6 separate regions of the Homo sapiens genome follow, and all the other regions are linked to region 1. A link is a contact called in ENCODE Hi-C or POLR2A ChIA-PET data. All regions are on one chromosome and are shown on one strand. The core of a region is the stretch at or near the end of the contact, and the rest is flanking DNA. Distances in the headings are between cores, read along the strand shown. Region 1 holds the start of TGFBR1 (transforming growth factor beta receptor 1). Region 2 holds the start of TSTD2 (thiosulfate sulfurtransferase like domain containing 2). Region 3 holds the start of XPA (XPA, DNA damage recognition and repair factor). Region 4 holds the start of MSANTD3 (Myb/SANT DNA binding domain containing 3). Region 5 holds the start of TRMO (tRNA methyltransferase O). Region 6 holds the start of ANP32B (acidic nuclear phosphoprotein 32 family member B).

Evidence for each region. Hi-C counts contacts between places; a loop is a spot of excess contacts on that map. ChIA-PET counts read pairs that join two places held with the same protein, here RNA polymerase II (POLR2A). Pooled maps may share reads with other maps.
Region 2: a pooled map shows a loop between it and region 1 (7-fold over the local background). The contact joins the promoter of TSTD2 here to the promoter of TGFBR1 in region 1. A Hi-C loop is called at or near these places in 7 of 50 pooled maps. POLR2A ChIA-PET finds 5 or more read pairs at or near these places in 3 of 52 experiments (CD4-positive, alpha-beta T cell, PC-9 and WTC11).
Region 3: a loop to region 1 is called in a pooled map, with 4 times the contacts of the local background. The contact joins the promoter of XPA here to the promoter of TGFBR1 in region 1. A Hi-C loop is called at or near these places in 1 of 37 single-sample maps with no recorded cell type and 4 of 50 pooled maps. POLR2A ChIA-PET finds 5 or more read pairs at or near these places in 1 of 52 experiments (activated CD8-positive, alpha-beta T cell).
Region 4: a pooled map shows a loop between it and region 1 (7-fold over the local background). The contact joins the promoter of MSANTD3 here to the promoter of TGFBR1 in region 1. A Hi-C loop is called at or near these places in 2 of 168 maps with a recorded cell type or tissue (breast epithelium and posterior vena cava) and 10 of 50 pooled maps.
Region 5: a map of ascending aorta shows a loop between it and region 1 (8-fold over the local background). The contact joins the promoter of TRMO here to the promoter of TGFBR1 in region 1. A Hi-C loop is called at or near these places in 1 of 168 maps with a recorded cell type or tissue (ascending aorta) and 10 of 50 pooled maps. POLR2A ChIA-PET finds 5 or more read pairs at or near these places in 1 of 52 experiments (activated T-cell).
Region 6: a map of CD4-positive, alpha-beta T cell shows a loop between it and region 1 (6-fold over the local background). The contact joins the promoter of ANP32B here to the promoter of TGFBR1 in region 1. A Hi-C loop is called at or near these places in 2 of 168 maps with a recorded cell type or tissue (CD4-positive, alpha-beta T cell and CD8-positive, alpha-beta T cell) and 12 of 50 pooled maps.

Annotation. Positions count from the first base shown.
Region 1 is chr9:99,103,227-99,107,467 of GRCh38, forward strand. TGFBR1 (transforming growth factor beta receptor 1) reads left to right here and starts at 1,887. Exons shown (of 9, transcript NM_004612.4): 1 at 1,887-2,076. The coding sequence starts at 1,980. RefSeq lists silencers at 1,415-2,014, 2,105-2,614.
Region 2 is chr9:97,631,639-97,635,879 of GRCh38, forward strand. It overlaps TSTD2 (thiosulfate sulfurtransferase like domain containing 2), which reads right to left and starts at 1,730. Exons shown (of 10, transcript NM_139246.5): 1 at 1,605-1,730. NCBP1 (nuclear cap binding protein subunit 1) reads left to right here and starts at 2,183. Exons shown (of 23, transcript NM_002486.5): 1 at 2,183-2,277. The coding sequence starts at 2,244. RefSeq lists enhancers at 1,651-1,980, 1,749-2,043, 2,208-3,043, 2,601-2,680.
Region 3 is chr9:97,694,914-97,699,154 of GRCh38, forward strand. It overlaps XPA (XPA, DNA damage recognition and repair factor), which reads right to left and starts at 2,427. Exons shown (of 6, transcript NM_000380.4): 1 at 2,208-2,427. The coding sequence starts at 2,379. It also overlaps the pseudogene KRT18P13. RefSeq lists enhancers at 1,819-1,878, 1,889-1,938 and a silencer at 2,489-2,588.
Region 4 is chr9:100,425,022-100,429,262 of GRCh38, forward strand. MSANTD3 (Myb/SANT DNA binding domain containing 3) reads left to right here and starts at 2,122. Exons shown (of 3, transcript NM_080655.3): 1 at 2,122-2,372. RefSeq lists silencers at 1,959-2,188, 2,229-2,458, 2,499-2,618.
Region 5 is chr9:97,920,286-97,924,526 of GRCh38, forward strand. It overlaps TRMO (tRNA methyltransferase O), which reads right to left and starts at 2,215. Exons shown (of 5, transcript NM_016481.5): 1 at 2,133-2,215. The coding sequence starts at 2,208. RefSeq lists an enhancer at 1,818-2,267.
Region 6 is chr9:97,981,508-97,985,748 of GRCh38, forward strand. ANP32B (acidic nuclear phosphoprotein 32 family member B) reads left to right here and starts at 1,834. Exons shown (of 7, transcript NM_006401.3): 1 at 1,834-2,102. The coding sequence starts at 2,049. The region is part of intron 2 of LOC124902226 (a long non-coding RNA gene); the gene reads right to left. LOC124902225 (a long non-coding RNA gene) reads left to right here and starts at 3,929. Exons shown (of 2, transcript XR_007061685.1): 1 at 3,929-4,014. RefSeq lists silencers at 1,404-2,063, 2,214-2,303, 2,494-2,573, 2,644-2,843, 2,854-2,903 and 2 more and an enhancer at 1,704-2,586.

The DNA of each region.
Region 1 (4,241 bases), core at 637-3,136:
ATCATACAGAGCTGGAAGGGGATGGGCAAAGAAATGGCATTAGCTAAATATTTACTATGTTCCAGACACTGTACCAGACACATTACGTCATTTAAGGGGCCCAAGACAAGTGATTCAATCCCTTTTATTTATAAACGGGGTAGGTACTATTATTATTTACATTTTAGAGATGAAGAAGCTAATGGCCAGAGAAAAACAGTCACTTTCTGAGATCATTCATTCATTCATACAATAAAAATCTCATTAGCTCTTATCTTATGAAAGACATTGCAAATAGAGCAGCAAAAAGGCAGTCTAGGGACCTCAGGTGGCACAAAGTCCACCAAATCTCCATTGAAGAAACTGGAACTGAGAGGGCAAATTGGGACTGGAGCCTGCCAGAAGCCATCTCTCTGGAATCCCTCAGCCTGAGCAAGAGGGGAGTTTGCTGCTGAGGCTGCTGGAGCTGCGGTGTAGAGCAAGTTGCAGGCCTCTGAGCCTGTTGGAGGTTCAGAAAGGTTAGCTGACTTGCTTAAGTAAGTGTCCTAGACAGGAGGGAGAAAGCGCGCGGGTCTCAGATCCCAGCTCCAATATCCACGCCTTTTCCCTTTTCATCTCCCGGAAGGAAGCCTTCACAGGTGGGGAAAATGCTCACCCAGTGACTCTAAAGTAGTGCACAAATTGGCATTAATCAGAACCATTCTGATTCCTGCTATCAAGGTTTATTTAATTCTAAGCTCAAATGACACAGAAAATAAAATTTCCTCCTTAAAAGGTTCTGCGGAAAAATATTCTCTGTTCTACGTAACAGCCTCCTTGGCTGTGTTTGTGTCTGAAGAAAGGACTAGTCTGACAGGAAGAATTACAAATCTGGAGCTCATTTTGGCGTCGCAGAGGGAAGGTGGGTGGAGCGTCTCGCAGTAAATTAGGAATTCAGAATGAAAACGTAGAGTTTATTTGGGTTTTTAGTGACACCTCAGGATTATTATACAGCAGTGTCAGACACAGCTCAAAGTAATGATGACTGCTCCCCCTCCGCCCCGCGGGAGCTGGGTGCTAAGAAGGGGGAACCCCTCCTTTGAGGGGTTGGGGTGGGGATCCTCCCTTTCCAACCTGGATCGGGAAGGGGTTTGAGAGGAGTGCGGCTTGGATCCCCATCCTGGATCTGTGCTGGAGGGAGGCGGGAGGCTATTTGGGGGTGTGTTTGGGCTCAGGATCTGGGTCTGACGCTGGGATCTGAGGACTTTCTGGGTTTGGAACTGGGTGGGGGAGCTGGGTTTGGGGTGACCGCTGGGAGCAGGAGGAAATAGGAGAGTGAGTCGCATGTGAAGGGCACTGAGGAGGGATCTTCGGGGGAATGCTGAAGTTGATGCGTGGACTTGGAGAGGGGAAGTTGAAGTGGATGCAGGGGCCTGGCGCTGCAGCGGATCTGGGTGGCATGTGCTGGGATTGCCAATGCGGAGCTGTGAATGGGGTCAGGGTGGGGCTGAGGCAGTACCAGATCTTCCGCGCCTAGAGGAGGTTAGAAGAAAAGAGCGTCGAACGGCCACAGCCTTTTTCCGAAAGAGACTCACACAGACACACCCATCGCTCTACCCGGCCCTCCGGGGCTAGCGGCTGAGCGGTGCTGGGGCTGGCAGACCCCGCCCCCACGCGGCCTCTCGGAGCCGGGAGCCGATCGGGCCGGGGCTGGGGTCTGGCGGCCCAGCCCCCGGGGAGCGTGGGGCGTGGCCAGAAACCGGCGCTCGCGGCTGCGGATTGGCTGCCTGGCGGGCCCGCAGGCGGGGCTCCCGGCTGGGTCCCGCTTGGCAGCTCGCGGCGGCGGGGAGGCGGGGCCGGCGGGAGCCCGGCAGCCAATGGACGCGCGTCCTCCGAGCAGTTACAAAGGGCCGGAGCGAGGCCGCCGCGGCGGCTAGGGAGGTGGGGCGAGGCGAGGTTTGCTGGGGTGAGGCAGCGGCGCGGCCGGGCCGGGCCGGGCCACAGGCGGTGGCGGCGGGACCATGGAGGCGGCGGTCGCTGCTCCGCGTCCCCGGCTGCTCCTCCTCGTGCTGGCGGCGGCGGCGGCGGCGGCGGCGGCGCTGCTCCCGGGGGCGACGGGTGAGCGGCGGCGCGGCGGGCGGGCGACTGCGGGGCGCGCGGGCCGGACCCGGCCTCTGGCTCGCTCCTGCTCTTTCTCAAACATGGCGCGGGGCCGGGGGCGCAGGTGGCGGCGCCGGGGCCCGGGCCGGGCTCTCGTGGCGCCGCGCGGCTCGGCGGCTGCCGGGCGAACCGCAAGCGGGGAGCGGAGGCGGGGCAGGGGCGTGTGTCCGGGCGCGGGCGGACGTGTCCGGCTGCCCGAGGCCGCCCCGCTCGGGACTCCCCGGGGAGGTGGAGTCGGGCGGAGTCGTCCGAGGTCCGGGGCTGCCCTCTGGGGTGTGAGTGGGCGAGGGCCAGGGGCGGAGAGTGCGAGGCCGGCGGGGACTGGCAGAGCCGTGGCTGCCCGCCGCCGCCCCCTGGGCACGGCGTGACCTTGTTCTGGGGACCCCCGCCCCAAGAGGGTCCGTGCCAGAGGCTGCCGAACCCGGGGCGGGGTTTGAGGTTGGGGTGGAAGGCGGCTCCCGGGCGGGGTGTGAGCTCCGAGCCTCTAGGGCTTCGTCCAGTGGGAGTCGGGGGCGACGTGTGGTGAGACCCCTGGGTCCGCAGGCCGCCCTGACTCCCGCCCGGCTCGACCCGAGCCGACCCTGCTGGAAGGGGCTGCTCCTCCAGCCAGGGGGGCTTTGTGTGAGAAGAAGGAAGCGCGGAGATGCGCGGAATGTTTCTTCTTTCGTGCGTCTGGGGAGTGTTGAAGTGAGTCCAGTAACCAGACGGCTACGGATTGTTTTCATAGTGGAAACTTGAACGTTTGCTCATTCTGCGGGTTTTGGAAATTTTGGGAACGACTGTGAATTGATTAAACGCTTTTTATTTCCTCGAAGGAACATCACTCACGTTGTTCCTTTTCTTGAGTGACAGTTAATAGTTTGATTCAGACATCTGTATAGCTGGTTTTCAAGGAAGACTGTTGGCTGGATTTTTCAAAATAGTAAATCAGGTTGGGGTAGGTGGTTGGTATCCACAAAGGGATGAGTGAAAAACTTCGTTAGCAGCTGAACTGAGACACTAGAAGCTAAAATACACAGCCTCAGTGTTAGCAACTAAAATGCAGTGAAAGTACATTTCTGTTTCTGAAACTGGACAAAAGATGTTGAAATTTTTTTAAAAAATCAAGACTGACGGTGACGATTATAATCAGTCCTAATAGCTACCGTCTATGTATTGTGCATTACTACGATGTAAATGCATACACTATTGTATAATTACATTATTTAATCACCACAAGTAAACTCCCAGGAGTAGTGGCATTTGCCCCACTTTACAGATGTGCAAAGTGGGGTACAGACACGTTAAGTACCCAATAACTTAAGTGCTAAAGCTAGGATTTTCACTCAGATCTCAGTTTCCCAAACCTGTATGTCATATATATATATAAATATGTATACATCATACTATCTGGCGTAGCCCATTTTTCTTCTTCAGTCGTCTGATGAGCAATTGGTCTTTATTATCCACTTTGGATTCTGTCCTCATGATTTGAGTATCAGATAGGCTTCATTCCGACTCTTAGCACATTGTTGAGTCCCTTCACGTGGGCCTGCATTAGAGGAAACAATGGATTTTTGACATTGGCCTAGGGAGGAAGGCAGGATAACTGTGTGGACATTTGGGAGAATCAGTATAGTTAGGCATGAAACACAGGTAACATTTCCACACCGCTATTAACTTGAATAACACAGTGCACTCTTTTCCACCAGAAGTAGCACAAGAAGCGTTCATGTATTCAAGTAACAGTAGTGGACTTAGTTGAAGACACAGAACATTGCTCAGTCCATGTCCTGGAGGAGTTTACAGTCTCCATGGTATGCACAAAATACAAAGCTGTCCAGGTGCTTATTACTCTAAGCCCAGACTGCCTCAGCTTGTCTGCCTCCCCTGTTGGTTATGATGATGCCTCAGTCCACCCTTAAAAAACATTCTGAAAAAGGTCAAATGCTTTTTATTTCCTCTGTAACTTGGCTTCCCTTTTAAAGACTTGCACCTTTTTATGTTCTGAGTATGTTTTAATGTTCTCTGCCCAACTTCTGTCTCCAACATAGGTTTCTCTAGGGAAATTGATTCCTTATCCCTAGTGCACAGTTTAGTACCACTATGTCTATATGTATATCCCATCTGAGAATGCTATTTGC
Region 2 (4,241 bases), core at 480-2,979, 1.5 Mb before region 1:
TTCAAGACCAGCCTGGCCAACATGGCGAAACCCCATCTCTACTAAAAATATACAAATTAGCCTGGTGTGGTGGCGCATGTCTGTAATTGCCGCTACTTGGGTGGCTAAGGCACAAGAATTGCCTGAACCTAAAAGGCAGAGGTTACAACGAGCCAAGACCGTGCCACTGCACTCCAGCCTGGGCAACAGAGCGAGACCCTGTCTCAAAAAAAAAAAATCATACTCCAATGACTTCTCAATTCACTTGGATAATGTCCAAAGTCCTCACAGAGCACCTTCCCCCTACCTCTCTGATCTCATCTACCACTCTCCCGTTGCTCACTACCTATGATGGCACTATTTGTGGGTATTCCTGAATGGGTCGTTAGAATATATCAGCGCCAAGAGAGCAGGGGTTTTCCTTTGTTCACCTCTACATCCTCAGCATTCAGAACTCTGCCTGGCACCTAGGAGGTGCTAAATGCTAATAAATATAATATTCGTTGAATGAAATAAAACAGTGATTGGGTAACCAAAGAAGGCCTCACTAAGGACCTGACATTTGAGCTGAGACCTAAGTGACCAAGAGCCAGCCACGCAGATTTAGAACCAGAGACCTTCAGGTAAAGGAAATAGTATAAGTTCCTAAAATAAGAACAAGCTTGACTTATTGTAAGAACAGAAAGAGTGGTTGGAGTACAGTGAGGAGAAGTAGAACCCCACAGGCCATGGCATGGAGTGTGCAATGGAAAGTCGTAGGAGACTTTTTTTTTTTGACACGGTCTCACTTTGTTGCCCAGGCTGGAGTGCAGTGTGCGATCACCGCTCACTGCATTCTCGACCTCCTGGGCTCAAGGGATCCTCCCACCTCGGCCCCCAACCCTCCCCTCGAGTAACTGGGACTACAGGCGCCAAACACTAGGCTCAGCTAATTTTTTTTTTTTTCCTGTAAAGACGGTGTTCGCCTTGTTGCCCAGGTGGGTCTTGAACTCCTAGGCTCAAGCGGATCCGCCCGCGTCGGCCTCCCATAAGTGTTAGGATTACAAGCGTTAGCTACCCCGCCCGGCCGTCATAGGAGACTTTTAAACAAAGCAGTAACACGATCTGATTCTGGATTTGTGTTGAAAGCAGAGCAGGCAGGGTTTACAGATAATTGTTATGTAAAAAGAGGGAAAAGAGCTAAGAAAGACTCTAAATTTTTGGATTAAGCGGCCGACGGATGACGTCATTTACTGAAATGGGTAAGACCGAAGGAGAATTAGGCCGGGAGAGTGAAATTTCAGATGGCCATGGACAAAGCAGATAAGCCAGTATGGTGCTCATAAAGACATCAGGGGAGGGGACGCTCACACACAGGCATATAGGTACCCAATAACCCTTGAAAACAGATTACTAAAACAATCATTTGTTCCTTCCTAAGCAAACAACTTAAGGAAAATGACGGCCAGCCGGCAAGCCCGGAGCCGCACGCTCGCGTCAGGGCCGGCCTTTCCATACCAAGGGGCGGCACGTGCGGCACCGCCTCCCGCCCAGGCCCCACCCCGCATGCCGAGCTTGGCCCAACCTCTCCTCCCACTTTTCCCAAGGCGGCAAAAGCCGGAAAGTGGGAGTAGATGAGCACATACCCGCCAGTCCTGATCCTTTCTAAGGTCTCTCTTCCCTGCACTGTCTCCGCCTAGCAATTGTCACTGCTCACCGCCCTCGAGCCTATTCCCCCGCCGCGTATTTGGGTAGAAAAGCTCGCTCGTGACGTCACCAAGCTCCGGAAGTCTCCTGGCGTCGGCGCAAGGGCCGCCGGGAAAACCATTGAGAGGCCACCGGGAAACCATTGAGAAGCCCCGGAGGACCGGCCTGAGCGGAGGCGGAGACTAGAGCGGCCGCCGGCACGACCCGCCTTCAGGCGTACGACGACCGCGGCCCGGGGGCTCTGAGTGGCCAAAGCGGCGGCACTTTCTGCGTGGCCCCGGAAGGACATAGAGCGGAAGGCGGGAGAAAGAAGTAGCCGGCAGGCGGAGGCAGCCCGAGGGGGCGGTTGCATGTGTGCCAGACGTTCGTAGCCCACTGAGCTTCCTCACGCCGGCTGTCGCAGCGCCTAGCCCCACCCGGCGGCCTCTCCTGCGCTTCCGGGGCCGTGGCGAGCTAGTGCGCCTGCGTGCCGGCCCATCCGCGCGCCTTGCAGCTGTCCTTGCGTCGGCCAGCGGCCAGACAGTTCCTGCAGCGCTTACCGCCTGGCCTCTCGGTTCCGCGGCGCACCGGAGGGCAGCATGTCGCGGCGGCGGCACAGCGACGAGAACGACGGTGAGTGCCTGCGGCCCGGCCACGGAGGCCGCTCCCGGTTGGGAGCCGAGGCTCGGCGTCTTTGGGTGTCCACGGAAGAGACTGGAAGCTCTTCTCCCCGGGAACGTGCGGGGAGCCGCGGAGGGAAAGAGGAGAATATGGTGGCGGTGTGGTCGGGCGGCTTCTAGAAAGCGACTTCTCCCCCGCCCCAGTTCTTTGAGTCAAGGGCCGATCCTCGGGAAAGAAGGCCTGGTGAACCCCATGGGTAGACCCTTGGTCTCTAAGGATGCTTCAGAATTTCGTCCGTAAAACCACGGAGCAGGGAAGCACACCTGTGTCTGTGCTGCCGCCTCTTAGGGACCCACTGGTCCTAGTGTCTCGTTTTAACCTTCAAAGCTGCACCTGAAAAGGGCTCGGAAGAATTCACTGAAGGAAAGGACTGAGAGATCTCATGAGTTGCAGTCTGAACTCTGTTCCGGTAGTGGTTATCCGTTGATTTCACTTCTTTCAAGCTGCAGGGAAAGAATATTGTCTTACCTGCGCCCAAGAGGTCCCTAATAAACAGACACAGGTTACTGCAGATTTTGAACTGGCCGTAAGCGCATTTCCCTTGTGTGAGAGAGAGTGCTAGAAAACTAACTTCAGGCCTCTGAGAGAGTTAGAACAGGGGTTCCCATCTCCGTTTGGATGATTGTGCTCGTGGAGATCAGTGTTGCCTTCATAAAGATGGAATAATTCTAGTTTTAACAACAACAAAAAAAAGATGCTTATATTACACATAAGCCTTACAATCGGTCAAAAACACAAATCCACACACCAAAAAAGTAAAACTTAGAGTAATTCTATTGTTAACATTTTAGTGTATTGTTTTTTGAAGAGAGTGTATAGTAGTGGTTAAGAGATGAGACTTTGGAACCAGAGGGTTTAGGTTCAAAGCCAGACCCTACCATTTACTTGGTGATCTTGTCCAGGTTATGAAATCTCCTTAAACTTTAGTCTGTAATACAGAAGTAATGATATTTATATCTTCTGGTTTTTGTGAAGGTTAAATGAGGTAATACACATCAGCAACAATGATGTTTTATCATTTGCCAACGCTTAAGAGGCGGTAAACGTTAGCAGATGCTGTCAATGTAAGAAAAAAACCCATAACAGACATTTTAAATTGAGTAAATTTTATCTACTAACGTTTGTCTCTCCTTGAGTGTTGTGGCAGTTGAGGTGGAGGCAGAATCGCATGCATTTAGTTTTAATAGTGAAACACCAGATTTCTACGAAGGAATGGCTTGAGAGGATATTCTAGTCCAGCTTTCTATCTGACACCTAAGGGTCTAGAGACTGAGCATAACTAAGATGGAGGGACAGCTGTCAGTTCCCAAACACCAGCAAGAGCGAATCCAGTCCGGGGCTCTCTTCACTACACAGGTATAAATTAAATAACTATGCTGCGTGCTTTGATTTCTAACACGAGGTTTCTTGTGTAACCTCTGTACAAGGCACAGAAAATACAATTCCCTCCCTTTTTTTTTTTTTTCTGAGACGGAGTGTCATTCTTTGTCAGGCTGGAGTGCAGTGGCGCGATCTCGGCTTACTGCAACCTCCGCCTCTCAGGCTCAAGTGATCCTCCCACCTCAGCCTCCTAAGTAACTGGGACCACAGGCGCGGGCCACCACGCCCGGCTAATTTTTTTTTTGTTTTTGTATTTTTTGTAGAGACGGGGTTTCGCCACGTTGCCCAGGCTGATCTTGAACTCCTGAGCTCAGGTGATCCACCCGCCTCGGCCTTCCAAAGTGCCGGGATTACAGATGTGAGCTACTGCGCCCGCCGATAATACAATTTTCATATGCTTTGTAATTGACTAGTCAAAAACTAATATACTTCTCAAGTCATTACTTGGGGGCTGGAGAACTTGAGTCTTTTGTTCTTTTCTTTGTTGTTCTAATGCTTCCTTTTTCTCACTTAGAGGTAATCCCTAAAGAGAGAGG
Region 3 (4,241 bases), core at 1,177-3,676, 1.4 Mb before region 1:
CATCTAAATGCACAAACTACCAATGCACGCAACAAAATGTGTGAATCTCTCAGATACTATGTTGCGCAAAAAAAGCCAGATACTGTATGACTCAATGTACATGAAGTTTGGAAATAGGTAATACCAATCAAATGGTCAGAAGAGTATTACTTCTGAGAGTAGAGAGTGGACACCGACTAGGAAGGCGCAATAGGAAAACTTCTAAGGTTCCGGAAGTGTACATGTCTTGATCACGATGGTGTTTACACAAGCATTCACATAGGTAAAATTCAGATGAGTACATTTTACAGTATGTTACACCTCCATTTATTAAGACAGATTAATATGTTTTATTCTGCTACAGTCACTCCCCTTCTCTGGCCTCAATTTCTCCCTCTATTAAATGAAAGGATTAGATTATAAACTTGTTTCCACTGTTAACAGCAATTCTCACACTATAATGCCTGTTCATCTCTCTGTATCCCTTCATTAGACTGAGTGCCTTTACTTGTATACTTCTGACAAATAGTAAACATTCCATGAGTACCAACTGGATGGATAGAAATGAATGAACCTACCAGAATATGTAATATAAATAGCAAAGTAAATGAATGGAATGACAGTAAACACAATGAGAATTAAGAAGAGGGAAAGCTGGAGTAGTCGAGCCCATGACTTGAGCAGGATCCTAAACAATGCTAACTCATGCCCAAAACAAAGTCCGATTTCTCTCTGCTGCTATGCCTTGCTGTTTCCCCAGGACCTTAGCACCACTCTTCGTATTCTAAGCAAGTTTTTTCAGTCTTTCATGGCATATGTCATGGCACACAGAGAAAAAGAAAATTGTATAGTACCATGAAATAAAAGTGTCACAAAGATAAAAATCTCAGCACTTACCTAACTCTTGAAACATGGTGGGTTGTACACAATGCTACAATACAGTTCAGTTCTTGGGGAACTGCCTAAGAAATCTTAAAGAATGTTCATTCTACCTTGCTTTCCATGATCAAAAGTTTAATTTAATGTCAGTTTTTGCTATTTTGCACCTTCCGTTCCACAGCCATGTCGTAGACCTGGAAACCTTTATGGAATCATGACTATGAATTAATCAGTGCAAATGAACTTTCTGTCTGACTCTAGCGTGCCTCAAGTTTAGAAAGGAATAAAAGGTAACCACTATAAAGTAGAAAGGATGAGACCAGTACCATCAAAAGTAGCTGGAATTTGCAGTTTCGGTGTTAGTATGAACATCAAGACATGCTGCCAGCCTCAGACTCTTCTCACTCTCACTACATCTGGCTGATAAAAAAGAGTAATACAGCTCTAAACTGTGCTCGACAAAGGGCAGTATAGAGCTTTAGGAACACATGTACTTCATGTTATAGAGGCAGCCCTGAAGAACTGCCTGTCAACCAAACTATATTTTAAGTATCCTGTTAAAGATTATTAGTTGACCCCAGTGGCAAATTCTATAAGAGAATAATCTGCAATGAGAGATCAGTCCTTAATTTACTTCAATCAATAAACACGTTTTGAGCAACTAGTTTTTGCCAAGAAATCGCAGAGGTCACATGTCCAAGAAATAGACTCATGGAATCTATGGATTAGAATCTTAAAGGTTTACTATCCAGTCCCTTCTTCTGATTGCTGAGTAGGAGATTCTGATTGCTGAATCTCCTCTCCTCCACATAAGTAAGCGTTCTTCCAGTTCCTATTTGAGCGCTTCTAGTAACGGGAAGCTCATGAGAAGCAATCCATTGCACTTTTGGCAACTCTAATTGTTGAAAGCTCTCCCTAACAAACACCAAGATCTGCCTCTTCCATCAACTAGTTCTAGGTATAGAGGCCAGAATCAAGAACTAGTCTAACTCCTCTTTCCGGGACAGCTGAGGCCCTGACACCTGGCAGTGGCTGACACCTCCCGGCCGGGGCGGCTGCATCCCTAAACGAAAAATCGAAGCTGCCAGCAGCCGAGGTGCAGCGAAGAAGGCCCGGGGCTGGGGGTCAGGAGGCCCGCGTGCGACAGAGGAACGCTCTGTGGTCGTGGACAGGACGCTTTGACAAGGCGGCTGGCTGGGCGGATTCCCTCTCCGACTCGGGGAGAATCTGCACACATACGCCAGCGGAGTTGACGCGACCCCCGGGCCCCGGGACTCGGCTTGCACGAGCCAGTCTGGGGACCGGGGAGGCGGGGAGAGGGAAGGGGAAAGCGCGGACGCGGCCCAAACCTCCAGTAGCCGCAGCCGCCGTCGCCGAGTAGGGCCGGGCAGCCAGCCGGGCCTGGCGCAGCATCAGTGCCCGCTGCCGCTTCCGCTCGATACTCGCCCGCACCGAGGCAGGCAGCTCCGCGGGTTGCTCTAAAGCCGCCGCCTCCGGCAAAGCCCCGTCGGCCGCCGCCATCTCTGGCCCACTCCGAGGACCTAGCTCCCAGCTCCACGCACGCGCACTGCACGCCGAGGCGAGCCAGCCGCCCTGCACCGCCTCTGCGCTCCCCGCACCCAGCGGCCTTTCTGAGTGAGAGCGCCTGCGCAGTTAAGGGGCTCGGGGTGGCCTGCCCGGGCGCTGGGCGGAGTCTGGGTATGCGCGGACACGGAGTACCCGCCTAACTACCTGCTCTCTTGTCATCCGGGAGAAGGGTCCGTGCTGAGATCATATCTCACGACCTGGTCACCTTTAAAATAGGTCTCGCTTGGTGATTCAGAGTATAGGCTTTGGAGTCAGGCCTGGGTTAAGTCTGAGCTCTTGACAGTTAAAGTCTGTGTGACCTTGGGCAAGTTATTTAACCAGAGTTCAGTTTCTTCAGTGGTAAAATGAGGATAATTATGGAACCATTTACCGAGTCTTTGGGAGGATTAGATTGCCAGGACAATAACCTGGCACGTAGAAGACCTCAAAAAATGGTAACAGTGAGTAGTAGTAGTGCCAGTCATAGAGCCCAACAGATGATAGTCCTGATTTTATGTTGGATACACGGCCTAGAGACACAGCCTTAGATTTAAAATGAGAAGACCTGGGTTGAAACTCCCAGTTAACTTGCTGTGTGACCTCAGGCAAATGCAGGACTTGCTCCAAGGCTGATATGCATAAGGTTGGCTATCTTTCCCATGGAATATTCCTTCAGTGAGGATGAGCTACTGCCAGGTAGACAGTGGGTTTGGATCTGGGCCAAATATCCTGACTTCCCAAAAGTGTGGCTAGTGTAACAAAAGAAACATAGCAGGCTTTCCCAAAAATGTATGCTTTCCCTTTGTTACAAATAATGCTTAATTGAAACCAGAAAACATTAACTTCTAATTACTACATGTACCATTTAGGACTGGCTTTTAGAAAGACAACCTCACACACTGATGTTTCCCACTAATGTTCAATGGTTAACCTTTCAGAAACACAATTCAGTGTTCTAATTTATCGGTCATATATACATAAAGCTGCAAAACCTCGTATAAAGCAGTTACCTGCTGAAATCTTAGGTTGAATTGGAGATAGAATCTCAAGCCATCCCCATCTCCCTTCCCCTCAGATCCTTCTTTCTCCCTACCCATCAATCTTGCCCAGGTGAAACTATTTCAAATTCCATAACATCAAAAGCACAAGCAACAAAAGAAAAAAAGCTGGACTTCATTAAAATTAAAAACTAGGCTGGGCACAGTGGTTCACACCTGTAATCTCAACAGTTTGGGAGGCCAAGGCAGGAGGATGACTTGAGGTCATGAGTTCAAGACAAGCTGAGGCAACACAGTGAGACCCTGTCACTATTAAAAAATAATAATAATTGGCAAGGTGCAGTGGCTCATGTCTGTAATCCCAGCCCTTTGGGAGGCCAACACAGGAGGATTGCTTGAGACCAGGAGTTCAAGACCAACCTGGGCAATGTAACAAGAACCCATCTCAGGAGGTCAAGGCTGCAGTGAGCTGTGATGGCACCACTACACTCCAGCCTGGGCAACACAATAACATCTTGTCTCAAAAAAAAATTAAAGTCGTCGGCAAAGCCTGAGTCCTGTCCTCTCACTCTCCTCCCTGGACAGCATAAGCTTCACCACTCGCTCCACCTTCTCCACCAACTACCGGTCCCTGGGTTCTGTCCAGGCACCCAGCTACGGTGTCCGGCTGGTCAGCAGCATAGCCAGCGTCTGTACAGGCACGGGGGCTCTGGTTCCCGGATCTCCATGTCCCGCTCCACCAGCTACCTGAGCAGCATGGGTTCCGGGGGCCTGGCCGCGGGGATGGCCAGGGGTCTGGCAGGAATGAGAGGCATCCAG
Region 4 (4,241 bases), core at 872-3,371, 1.3 Mb after region 1:
GATTCAGGAGCTTAACTTAGTTCACGTTTATCTAGTGCTTTTTCCACACTGTATCACTTTATCAATCAAATTTCCAATCTGAATTGACCTTCCAATGTCACACCCCAATAGTTTTCCCTTGACCGTATCTGCATGTAAGAAGGGAATCTTCATGGACTTATAATATGGCACTAAGTGGAAAACAAGTGTAAATGATGTACAGCCTTGGCTTTCGGTGTGGTATCATAGCTTGTTTGCTAGCACATTGTAGCAACTCCCCTGGTATAATTTTAGTTTCCAGGCTCTCTGGACAATTTCAAGGCCTCCTGGACATCAGACAAATTATTGTTAAAATAATGAATGAGATGCCTGTAATCCCAGCACTTTGGGAGACTGAGGTGGGCAGATCACTTGAGGTCAGGAGTTCGAGACCAGCCTGGCCAACATGGCGAAATCCTGTCTCTACTAAAATTACAAAAATTATCCAGGAGTGGTGGCACATGCCTATAGTCCCAGCTACTTGGGAGGCTGAGGCAGGAGAATTGCTTGAACCCGGGAAGCGGAGGTTGCAGTGAGCCAAGATTGCACCATTGCACTCCAGCAGACTCTGTCTCAAAAAAAAAAAAAAAAAAAGAAAAGAAAAAGAATGAGGACCAGTATAGCTCTTAGTTTAGGGTCTTTATTTTTATTGGTGCTTCTGCCCTGGATTGTTTTTTGAGGGAAGAAAGAAAGGGTTGCGTGATTCTTTGTACATAGTGAAAACCTAGATCAGTTTTTACTTTAGGGCTATGGATAGTGGGAGTTGGGAGGGCAAGCAATAGTCTCAAAAATGTTCAAGGAATTAAAACACAAAAACGGAAAATTGCAAGTGTTGACAAGGTTGTGGAAACTTGGAACCCTCAAACATTGGTGATGGGAATGTAAAATGATTCATTCAGCTGCTGTGGAAAACTTTTTGGCAGTTCCTGGAAAAGTTAAACATAGAATTACCCTATGACCCAGAAAGTCCACTCCTAGGTATGTATCCAAAAGAACTGGGAACAGGTACTCAAATATGTGTACAGGCATGTTCAGAGCAGCACTATTCACAATAGCCAAAAGGTGGAAGTAACCCAAATATCTATCAAGGGATGAATGAATAAACAAATTATAATATACACATACAATGGGATATTAATCAGCCATAAAAAGGAATGAAGTACTGATCCACGCCTCAACATGGATGAATCTTAAATACAGGCTAAGTCAAAGAAACGACACAAAAGGCCGCATATTGTATGGTTGCATTTATATGAAATACCCAGAAAAAAGTAAACTCACAGAGATAGAAAATAGCTGAGTCGTTGCCAGGGTCTGGAGGAAGGAGGGACTGGGGAATTACTGCTTAATGGAGTATGGATGTTTCAGAACTAGATAGAAGTGGTTGCTCAACATTATGAATGTAATAAATGCCACCAAATCGTTCGCTTTTAAGTGGTTTATGTTATGCGAATTTCACCTCAAAAAAAAAAAAAGTTAAAAAGCCTTCTCTGCCTTTCTCTGGGGTTGGAGTCTTCCCAATGGATCCAGGGCAAAAGAAACATCCAGCCACTCTGTTTGCGGGAGGAGCAAAGGGTGGCTTGTCCCGACAGTTTGAGCTGTTGTGCATGCATTTACACACGCATTAATTCCAAATGAGTCAGCACAGTGTCCGAGACAGGTCCTGGGCTCCAGTGAGCACAGTCGCTCTCCTGGGGGAGGCACGTTCCACAAATTAACAGAAGTTCTGATAAACTCAGCATAGGGGGATTCGCTGTCCCAAGTATCAAGGAGTCCTAAAAGAAAAGGGCCTATTTCAGTCGGGGGACCTGGACTGAACTAACTCGTGTTCATGGCCGCCAAATCCCGTGTGACAAATGTATTCTTTTGTTGTTCATAGAAATAAAACAGTTTTTCGGGCCGCTTCAGGAGCTCCTCTGCAAAGGTGGGGAAAAAAGGCAACTAAATCAGCACGAGGACGTCAGCCCGAGGATGTCAGGAGCGGGGTCGGTGCGGACGGGCAGGTGGGCGGGGGGGCACCCCGCGCCCCGCCCCAGTCCCCTGGAGGCCGGCGGCCGCAGCTCGGGGAAGTGGGGACTGGCGCGGGGCCGCGCTCCCGCCCTCCTCGGCGGCGCCGACGGACCGGCAGGCGGCGGGCGGTCCGCGAGGGGGCGGCGGCGTCCGGGCTTTGTGGCCGCGGCGCGCGCGGCGGGGCCTGGCCGGCCGGGGGCGCGCCGCCGCCGCCGCCGCCGCCCGGCGTTCGGGAGCCCGCGGCCCTCCCGGCCGCCCTGCTTGCGAGAGGAGCCCAGGCCGCCCGCCCTCGCGCCTCGCCGGCCCCTCCCCCGGTCGCCGCGGCTGCCGCGCCGCCGCTGCAGGTAGGAGGCTCCCCTTCCGGGCGGGCCGCAGCCGGGCGGGGGCGGGGGTGGGGGGCGCGGGCCGGGCGTAGAGGGGGCCGGGGGCCGGCATGGAGGGTTTTCGGGCCGAGCCGCTGCGACCCCGGCCTTGCAGGCTGGGCGCCGGGCGGCCGCCTCTGCGCGCCGCGATGGGACTCGGTGAGTAGGGCCGGCCTGCTGCCTACAAAGCCCCGGGGCGCGGGCCTCTGGGGTACTCAGTGGCGCGCCCACGGCTGGGAGCGGGGTGGGCTTTGGACTCCCGGGCTCGGGGAGCTGCTCGGGGGGAATCCAGGTGACCTGCAGTACCGCGGTCTTCCCATCCCGGCGTCCCCACTGTGTGCTGATCACTGTGCTCGGCGCTTTTCCATACTTGTCTCCTTTAAGACCTCCAGTGCCCCGCCCGTCCAGAGTGTAACGGGAGGGATCCCTCACTTGCAGGATGAAGGCCGAGCATCACATCCTTGCTTGACTGACCTTGGGAAAGCTCCTTTACTCCGAGCCGGGGCTACTGTTTCTGTAAATTAGAGGCGGGGGTCGGGGGGGCGTGGTATAATATCTACCCTCAGGTACTATTGTGAAAGATAATGTATGTAAATGATAACAGCTAAATTTTGAGCACTCTGTATGTACCAGGCCCTAGGTACTAAACAGTTGGCATGAATTATCATTGAATCATCACCCTGGCGCTGTGAGGTAGTTACTGTAAATTGCATGAATAATCTTTATTTAGGAGTACGAAACAGTGAAGAATTTAGTCTCCCTATTCCGATTCAGGAGGTTGGGTATTTCTTAGGCGTGATAACATTTAACATTACAGACGTTCCTGCAGTATCGAGGAGAGTAGTTATAGGATGCAGGGATATATTTGTCATACATTTAAAACTGGAGGTAGGATAATATCAGGGCCAGAGAGTGTGCCTTTCAGCATGTCAGAGCAGATGATTGTATTCCAAGGAAATTGCTGAATATTAATTAAAAAACATAGTTTCTGAGTTAGGATTGAGGATGGCTGTGGGAGTCCAGGGCCAGAGAGAGACATGGGATGGACAAGGGGGAGAAGAAGGATTCTGAAGTCCTGGAGGAAGATGTAGAGGAAGGCACCAGGGTTCACCATCCCTCCCCTGCAGCATTGCTGGGCCAGATTTCATCCCTCCCGTAGAGACCCGGGCTAGGGGACAAAGGCTGCTGGGGCAGGGGGTGGGGAGGGATGTTATAGGTTGTCTCTTTTTACTCCCAGGCCGCCAAAAATATTCAGATTGATGGAGGGTCAGGTGATTGGGCCTCCTAAAATGCCATTATCCCTTCTCACAAAATTCTTGTGTTTCAGGGCATGGGGATGCTTGCCAGCCCTAATGGTTGATGAGATGCTTAAAATACAAAGGTCTCACTGATATAATGGAAGAGTGCATTTTCAACACCATTCACTGGGTTAGAGAAGTAATGGGCCTGAGGAGATTATTTTGGGTTTAGAATGGGGAGAACTAAAAAGGCTTTGGATCCTGAAGAAGGAAGAGAGGCAGGAAGGGCCCAGGCACTGCACCTGTGGGGAAAGGCAGGAGAAGAAGGAGCTGAGGACTTCACCCCACCATCTGCAGAATACCCAACAGGCTGTTCAGTTCTCAGCTACCAAGGGGGCACCCTTTCCTCTCCCAGTTGGTGATGATTTGTTAACGTATTGTGGAAGATCAAGGGCTGGACTCAGGCACTCCTGTCCTGAGTGAGTAGGAAAGACGTCTGGGAGAAGGGTGGTTTATTTTGTTTTTAACCAGGCATTGAAGCAGAGAGTAGGTGGGTACGTAGCGATGGTGAAGGTAGGGAACATCATGCATACTTGGAAGAGCAATTGCTTTG
Region 5 (4,241 bases), core at 965-3,464, 1.2 Mb before region 1:
AAATAAGCACAGGTATGACAAAAACCAGCACAAGAACCTCATGGAAATGGGGAGAAGTGGTTCCTCAAAGGAGCATGAGAGAATTAGGACTGGTTTCAGAATGGAGAAAGGATAAAAACAACACAGGGCCACTACACTAGCTGTGTGACCATGGGAAAAACTAGCTTCTCTCTCTGAATCCGTTTTCTCATCTATAAAACAAGGGATACTACCTACTTTGGAAAGCTGTAAAAGTACTAATAAAATAGGAAAGCATCCAATAAAATAGAAGGTGCCCAGCAAGGAGTGCTTTTTAAAGTCCCTGCTCAGGCTTTTTCCTCATTTAAACATTACAACTGTATTAACTGTGTAATAAGTAAAAAGCCAGCAAGCAATCAATGTGGGGTTTTTTGTGTACAGGATTGTCTACACGTCTTGCTCTGAAAATAAGTTCAGGTCCTTTTCATTTCCACCTGTACTATTAAATTACCCTTCTTAGGCTTTCTGTCCCCACTGCAAGTTCTTCCCCTTCTCAAAATACTCTAGACGAATCCTCAACACTCCTAGAGTTTCTTGTGTTATGCTAACTCTTTAACTTTAAACTTTTCATATTCTCCACTGTTAACAGACTTTGTATTTCTTAGCCTGGTACTCAAGTTTCTTCACAATCAGAATCCAAAGGTTCCCACCTCCCTGTTCCATCCAACACTTTAGACTTCTAGCTCCCCAAACCTATACTGTGTAGACTTCTGAGCCCTGGCTTCTGCGTTTTCCTTCCTGTCAAAATATGAGACCTGTAATCGGCAGTGTGCAACAATTTTTTTTAAATAAGCACATTTGGCCAGGTAATAGCACTTCCAAGAAATTTAACAAAGTTCAAACTTTAGAATGTACACAAACATTTCGGCTTCAAGAGCTTTCTTTTAGAACAATGCAAACTGGCAATAACTTAAATGCTCAGTAACAGGAAGCTGGTTAAATTAGAGCACATATCTAAAACAAAGCGTTAGGCTGGTTGCAGTGGCTCATGCCTGTAATCCCAAAACTTTGGGAGGCTAAGGCAGGTGGATTGCTTAAGCCCAGGAGTTTGAGACCAGCCTGGGCAACACGGTGAGAGCTTGCCTCTACAAAAATTAATAATAACAAAACAAAGTGTTAATTTTTTTTTTTTTTTTTTGAGACGGAGTCTCGCTCTGTCGCCCAGGCCGGAGTGCAGTGGCGCGATCTCGGCTCACTGCAAGCCCGCCTCCCGGGTTCATGCCATTCTCCTGCCTCAGCCTCCCGAGTAGCTGGGACTACAGGAGCCCACCACCACGCCCGGCTGATTTTTTTGTATTTTTTAGTAGAGACGAGGTTTCACCGTGTTAGCCAGGATGGTCTCGATCTCCTGACCTCGTGATCCGCCCACCTCGGCCTCCCAAAGTGCTGGGATTACAGGCATGAGCCGCTGCGCCCGGCCCAAAGTGTTATAATTAACATTAACTGCCCTGTTAAGATTTTTTTTTAAATTATTTTAACGTTACTAAACAGGTCGTATAGTACCTCACTTTCCAAGTGTGTATGCAAAGAAACAAGCGTGGAAGGTAGACACCAAGATATTGACAATGGCTTTCTCTGGCAGGTTATTTTAATTTTCTTCCATTTGCTTTCCAGTTTCTAAAGCTAATATATTCCTCTATGAAAACGTGTGAGTAAAGAGAAACAAATTCATGCCTTGTCTTTCTAGGCCCAATTTAAAACTATTTTCTCCCCCAGAAACTTTCCCCCTTCTCTGTCCTCATTCCTACAGCGCAGGATGCCTCTCTATGGCATTTATTAATTCCTAACCCGCCTAACACCATCTCCCATACGCTATGGCAAGGAAACCCCTAAGAGAAAAGCCCCTACGCTGCACGTAGCTGCTCCAGCTACTGAGCCAAGACTACGCAGACAGTACAAGTCTTATAACAAAGCGGAACAAGCCAGATGACGTCATCCCGCTCGCCAAAGCACATCACGTGGTCTCCGCAGCACGTGACCCGTGCCTTCGCCGTAGGTAAAAGAATGACGCACGTCAGTTCCAGATCGTGCGTTTTACACCCCTCTCGGCAACGAAGTCCGCTGCCTGGGCCTAAACCTCTCCAGAGTGTGGCACCGCCGGTGTTGGAAGTTACCTGTCTCCAGAGCCGGCTTAACGCAGCCGCACGGGGTCGCTGTAGGCCGAGGCCCCGACTCCTCCAAGCCGCGCATGGCTACTGGTTGCTGAGGTGCCCACCCGACGCATTCAACCTTCCGCTTCCGCTCTCCATGCCTGACGCATGCGCAGTGGCCTCGCCGGCGAGGTCCCGCGAACCCAGGAGAATGTGCGCGCGCAGGGTGGCGTTGAGGGAAGCTTTGAGTTCTCCATGGGGCTTCGAACCCTATCCCGGGCGTGTGCCCCTCCGGGACCCCAATCTCGTTTATCTTACACACAGCTGCTACAGTTGCCCGCCCTCCTAGGGTAGAATGCGACTCCGGCTTCCCGCGCTTTTTGAGAGGGAACACACCTCCATGAAGAACTCGCAACTATGTCTCTCTCGAAACATTATTAAGTAACCTATACGTCCAGTATGACCCTAATTTTTAAGGGATGTGTATATGTAATTAACACAGAGCGGAAGGACTGGACGTTAAGAAATGTTAAGAATTCTCAGGCACCTGTGGTCCCAGCTACCCAGGAGATTGAGGCGGGAGGATCGCTTGAGCCCAGGAGTTTGAGGCTGCAGTGAACCGTGATCGCGCCACTGCACTCCAGCCTGGGTGACAGAGCGAGACCTCGTATCAAAAAAAAAAAAAAAAAAAAAAAAAAAAAAAAAAAAAAAATTATCCCTGGGTGGTGGGAAATTTTTCCATAATATAAGTTATGCTTTGTCAGAAACAACCCCAAATAAGTCTTATTTCAAGTGTGGTGGATGTTATAAAGGAGCCCTACTATGTGCTAGGGGTTAAGGAGTGGGAACTGTTTCTTGTGCTCCACACCTTACCGGAACTGAAGTGAGAATGGAATTATAAGAGTCAACATGCCATGTGCATTGTGGGGATTATTGTCGTTTCTGGACAGCTCTGAGAAGCTAAGAGCTAACAAGAATCATTTAATCCCATGCAATGACCAGTTGTCCTTGCAATGATAGCCTATCTTTTACCCACTTGTAATGCTGTCTCTCACCTTTAGTAAGTTTCTCTGTATATAATTCTCTTTCTGGGAGAAATTTTAAAATCTTTTATCTTTTTATCTGTTAACATCTGCAGTATAAAATATTCAAAAGCATATGAGTCACAGATTGAAAAGTCTAACAACCATGAAAAGATGTTTCCATGTCTGTCCATTTGTCATTGATTTCTGGTAGAAAATAACCAGCAGGAGGAGCCAAATAATTAAAGATTGTGGTTTAAAAAATAAGATAAAACTGATCAAATTCATATAGTGTCTTTTGGCAGGTCATTTTTACAGGACAACTTGGAAAAGGCTGCCATTTTTTTTAGGAGGGACAGCTCTGTGCAGCTGGAGAAACAAGTTTGAAAATCATTGTTTTATATATATATAGCGCGCGCGCGTGTGTGTGTATGTGTGTGTTTATAAAACTGGGCCAGAATTACTGCGCTTGCCACTAGATGGTGGTGTTGCTAAAAATGATAGTCCCGCTTTATCTGTGGAAAGACTAGATTTAAAGAGATATTTGCCCTCCTGGAGGGCATGGTAGACGTTGTTAATCACACAAAAAAATATGTAATTACCAAGTGTGACAAGTACTGAAATGCAAAGCTGATTTGAATATACTAGGGAAATAGATTGCTACTTCTTTTATAGGTAAAATTTCTCTTGACTGAAAACGGGAACTTAAATATGCAGCACATTTTTTAGTCTATGATTTGAAGTTCTTATTATCTTGTCTGGAATTATATGTGATTATTTGCAGTTTATAAGACTTAACCTCTCCTCCAGATGTAAGACCTAGAAATCTGCCTTAAAGAAATGACCTAAATAATTATGTAGTCTTCAGCTTGTACTACTTTGAGAAACACTTCTCAGTAGAGTGATTCTTAACCTCTCATTTGGGTGAAGGACCCCTTTGAGAATCAACTAAAGCTTTGAACCGTCCCACACATCATTTTGGCTATAATATCATATGGTTCATGGGTTTCTAACCTAACATGAGAGGAGGGCAGCACAAAGTCAAGCTAGAAGGATTCTTGCAAAACTTTAATTCTGTCACCTAAAGGTTCTAAGCCAAGAAGAACGCCAG
Region 6 (4,241 bases), core at 584-3,083, 1.1 Mb before region 1:
CACAGAGCTACCACGTTTAAGACTCCTTCAGCACCATCCCCCCTTTTCCTGCACGAGGACACTTGCATGCTGTTTGGTATTAAAAGCCCTCTGCAACTGTTCCCAACCTACAGCACCAAAGTAGCCCCCCACCATGCTATGACTCCACTCTAGCCAGACTGATGATGTAGCACAAGATGGTGGGCTGTGGAGTCAGACCTATCTGGGTGTAAATCCTAGCTCTGCTTCTTGCTGGACGTGCAGCTTAAGATTCCTGAGCTCCTCATCTGTAAAATGATTAAATTATCACCTACTTCAGAAAGTTGTCTGAGAATTAGAGAAATAATATCAAGCCCCTTAAAGCAGATCCTCAATAATCGCTTGTTGGCTCATGAAACCGATTTTTTGTTTTGTTTTGTTTTGTTTGGTAAAAGCCCTCATTGCATAGCCCTGTGGTTCTCATAACCTTAGTTACAGACCTTTTGTAACCCTGAGAACATCTGTCTCCATTTTCCCTTGTCATAAAGACGTCTGCTGAGACTACAAACGGAGTCAGGGAACTACTACCAGAAAGTTTTTCTTTTCCCATATTCCTTCTAAAACTTTCATCTTCAAATGTTAACTCACTCAGTATTTTAAAAGCTGATATATAATTGGTTTACAACTAAATTTGGGTTGTTTGCCACTAAAACTTAGGTAAAATAGGAAAGGGGGCACTTTCTTAACTTCCATAAAACTTCATGTTAATACATAGAATTTCAAGTTTTTCTTTAACAAATTGTTCTTAGTTTTTGGTGCTTCTTGTCAGTACGATCTTCTTAGATTGTATTTGATTTGACACATTATGTATTTACTTATTGTACGCTGAATATAACGTCATTCCCCGGTGTTCTGCAAAGCACAACACTCATCCCGATCTGGTGCTCTAACCCCTGGGACCCTTTGGGCCAGACCATGACAAAGGCTGCCTGCCAGGTTTCAGCGAAACTTAGACCACCAAGAATTTACACACTTCACAGGGGTGCCCTAAGGAATAAATGAGATTAAAAAAAAAAGTCTGCGGGGAAACCCTGAGGCCCTATTAGAAATGCTAATCGTTTCCTTCTCTAGCTCCTATTAAAATGTTAGAAAACCGAGGGAGACTCTCCTGAACAGGGTGGGGATGCTCGGCTGCTCTGTGGCTTAGCAAGCGACCCCAGCTGCCCTGCCAGGGCCGGTCGGCCGCGATTCCGTCCCGACGGGGGGGATCCTCGGCGGCACTACGGACGCCAGTCTGCCAAGGAGGCAGCGGGGTTCGGCCTGTTGGCCCCAGACTGTGTGGCAGGCAAAAGGTGAACGTCAAAGCCTGTCCCCGGCTTCTTCACATCTCGCGCCTCCGCGGGCGTCGGGCCGCCCCCGTGAGCCTCCCCGGATGGACTGGGTTTTAGGGACCCCCGCAGCCGGACTGCAAAGCTTCCCACCAACCCTTCCCGCGAACCTCCCAGCCCGGGCCGCAAGCCCAGCTCCGGGCGCGACGACGTGGGGCCGGAGGTAGAAGGAGTCTCAGCGCGGCGGGGGCCGGGGGGCGGGGAAGCCCCCCCACCCACGAGAAAGGTCTTACATCAGCCGCCCCACGTGCAATCGGAGAGAGGGAGGAAGTCGCTCCTCTATTCGGGCTGCGCCTTTCCCCAGCCTCCGCCCCGCCCGCCGCGAGTCTCCCCGCCCCGCCTTGGTGCAGCCGCGGCCGCCGAGCCGAGCAGCGCCGCGCGGGGCCGAGTGGAGCCGAGCAGCTGCCGCGCCGCGTCGCCGGTTTAAGCGCAGTGCAGGCCGCGGCCGGGGGCGGCGGTAGTGAGCCCAGCGCTGCGCTCCAGCCCCCTTTTCCCTCCATGGTTTCTCTCCGCTCCCGTGAGTAACTTGGCTCCGGGGGCTCCGCTCGCCTGCCCGCACGCCGCCCGCCACCCAGGACCGCGCCGCCGGCCTCCGCCGCTAGCAAACCCTTCCGACGGCCCTCGCTGCGCAAGCCGGGACGCCTCTCCCCCCTCCGCCCCCGCCGCGGAAAGTTAAGTTTGAAGAGGGGGGAAGAGGGGAACATGGACATGAAGAGGAGGATCCACCTGGAGCTGAGGAACCGGACCCCGGCAGCTGTAAGCAGAGACCCCTCTGGGTGCCCTCTCCCCCGATGACTTGCATGTAATGGTGGCCACCTGCGGGGCCCGGGCTGAGGGTTCGCCGGCCCCGGCGCGGGGAAGAGCGCAGCTCGTGGGCTCGGACGGGGAAGGCGGGCGGGCGCGGAGGGGGGAGCGAGCGCGCGAGGATTAACTCTTTGCCGCCCGCGGGCCCCTGGGGCGGCCGGGGGGAGGCAGCGGTGTGGGGGAAAGCAAACTTTGAGCGCTTCGCCCGCCGGGGTCTTTCCCCTGAGGGAGCGCGTGTGCAAGTGGCCGGCGGCGAGAGAGGGAGGCGGGGGTTGTGTAACGCTGGGAGCCATGTTTGCAGCCTCCCGGGATGCGCGGCCGGGCGGAGGCCCGGCCTGCCGAGGAGCTGCGCGGCCATCCCCGCCTGGGCCAGGCCGGGCTCCGCGCGCCCCGGGCCGGCCGGGGAAGGGGCGCGGGTGGGGCGGGACGGGGGCTCTTGTGGCCGGAGCTCGCCGTGGGCGCCGGCCCGGCCGAGGTCAGCAGTCGTGGGGCGAGGAGGGGGCTTTTTTCTTTTGAAGGGAGCGAGAAGCCCCCTCGGGCGCCTGGAGGCCTGGGCGGGCGCGGCCCGGCGCGCGGAGCGGGGGAGGGGCGGGCCAGGGCGGCGGAGGTGGCGCAACCGCCGCCCCTCCCGAGGCCAAGTTTGAAAAAAGGACGTGGTTCCCGCCATTTTTCAAGCCCAAAAATAAAACTTTCTCCCCCGTTCTCTCGCTCCCTCTTCGCCCTCGGCCTTGCCCACTCCTGCCTCCCAGGGGCAGCCCGGGTCGACCAAGGCCAACCGTTGTGGCGACGGCCTCGCCCTTCCCCCTGTGCCGCGGCGGCGGCGCCCGGGGCCCCTGCCCTTGCCCCGGGAGGCTGGCCCCTCCGTGTGGGCGGGCGGCGGCTCTTCACGCCAGCCGGGGCGCGCCACAGGCCGCCGCAGCGCCATGTTGGCGGGTGCCCGTCTCCCTGCGCCTGGTGAGCCGGCCCACGAGCTTGGCCTTGCCCGCCCGCCCTCGGCGCTGGCTGGCGGCCGCCTCTTCCCGCGCCGAGCCCTCGGTCTGTTTCCCCCCGCCCCGCCGGGGCTTGGCTCCCACTGGCGGGAGCCGCGCGCCGCGGCCGCCGCCGACTCATCCCGTCGCGGGCGCGCTGCCGACCCCCTCCCCCTTCTTAAAAGGGCAACGGCAGGCGGCCGCCCCCGCCCCGCGCCGGGCGCGCGGGATTTTGGGCGGGCTTCGGCTCGGCTCGTGGGCCGGGCGGCCTCTGGCCTCCCACGTGCTTGAGAGCGGCCTGGTGCGGTCGGCCGCGCGCCTTGCGGGCTGTAGGGGCCTGAGGGCGGCCCTCTTGCGGCGCGGCTGCGTGGGCGTGGGTCCGACCTGTGGGAATTGCCCCATTCGTCTCCCGGGTTTAGCGCGGCTGCCCGCCGTCGCGAGCCCCCCCCCCGCCGCGGACCGGCGCGGGCCAGTTAGCGCCGCGGCCGGGTGCCCCAGCGGGCCAGTGGCTTTCCCGCGGAGGGCGGCCCCGCGGGGCCTCCCGACCCGCTCTGGGCTAAGCGAGCGGCCAGGTTTCGTGCCCTCAGGTGGCTGTGGTTAACAAGTCGCGAACTTGTGGGAATTCGTCGACCAGGGTTTACCTGGTGTGCTCGACATTTTAAATCCTTGCTCTCTAGTCTTTGAGGTCACCACTAACGCGGGGCGGGCCGGGCTCCACCGCACGGCGCTGTCCTTCCCGGAGGGCCCGCGAGGGTGGGCCGCTCCGGGGGTTGCGAGATGGAGGGTCGCGGGCGTGCGTTCTTCCGACCTTCCGTCAGACATTTTGTGCCCGCCACGTGCTAGCCTATCGCCCAGCTCGCGCCTCAAAACTTGAGAGGCTTTCTTGGCTTGAGAAGGTGTTTATTCCAGACTTTTCCATTGCGGCGTAATTGCAAATCCGTAGAATATGGAGTAGCTAAAATTAGCCAAAGTGCCCGCAAGAGAAGTACACACGTGGGTCTTCAGAAATGCGTTAAAATCTAGAATTTGAATTCTTTAGGATATGCTCAAACTAAAGGTCTTTTAAAATTCTCAAGAGTAGTGTTCCCTCTGGGAAACACAGTTGGTCTGCTGTTCCCCTTAG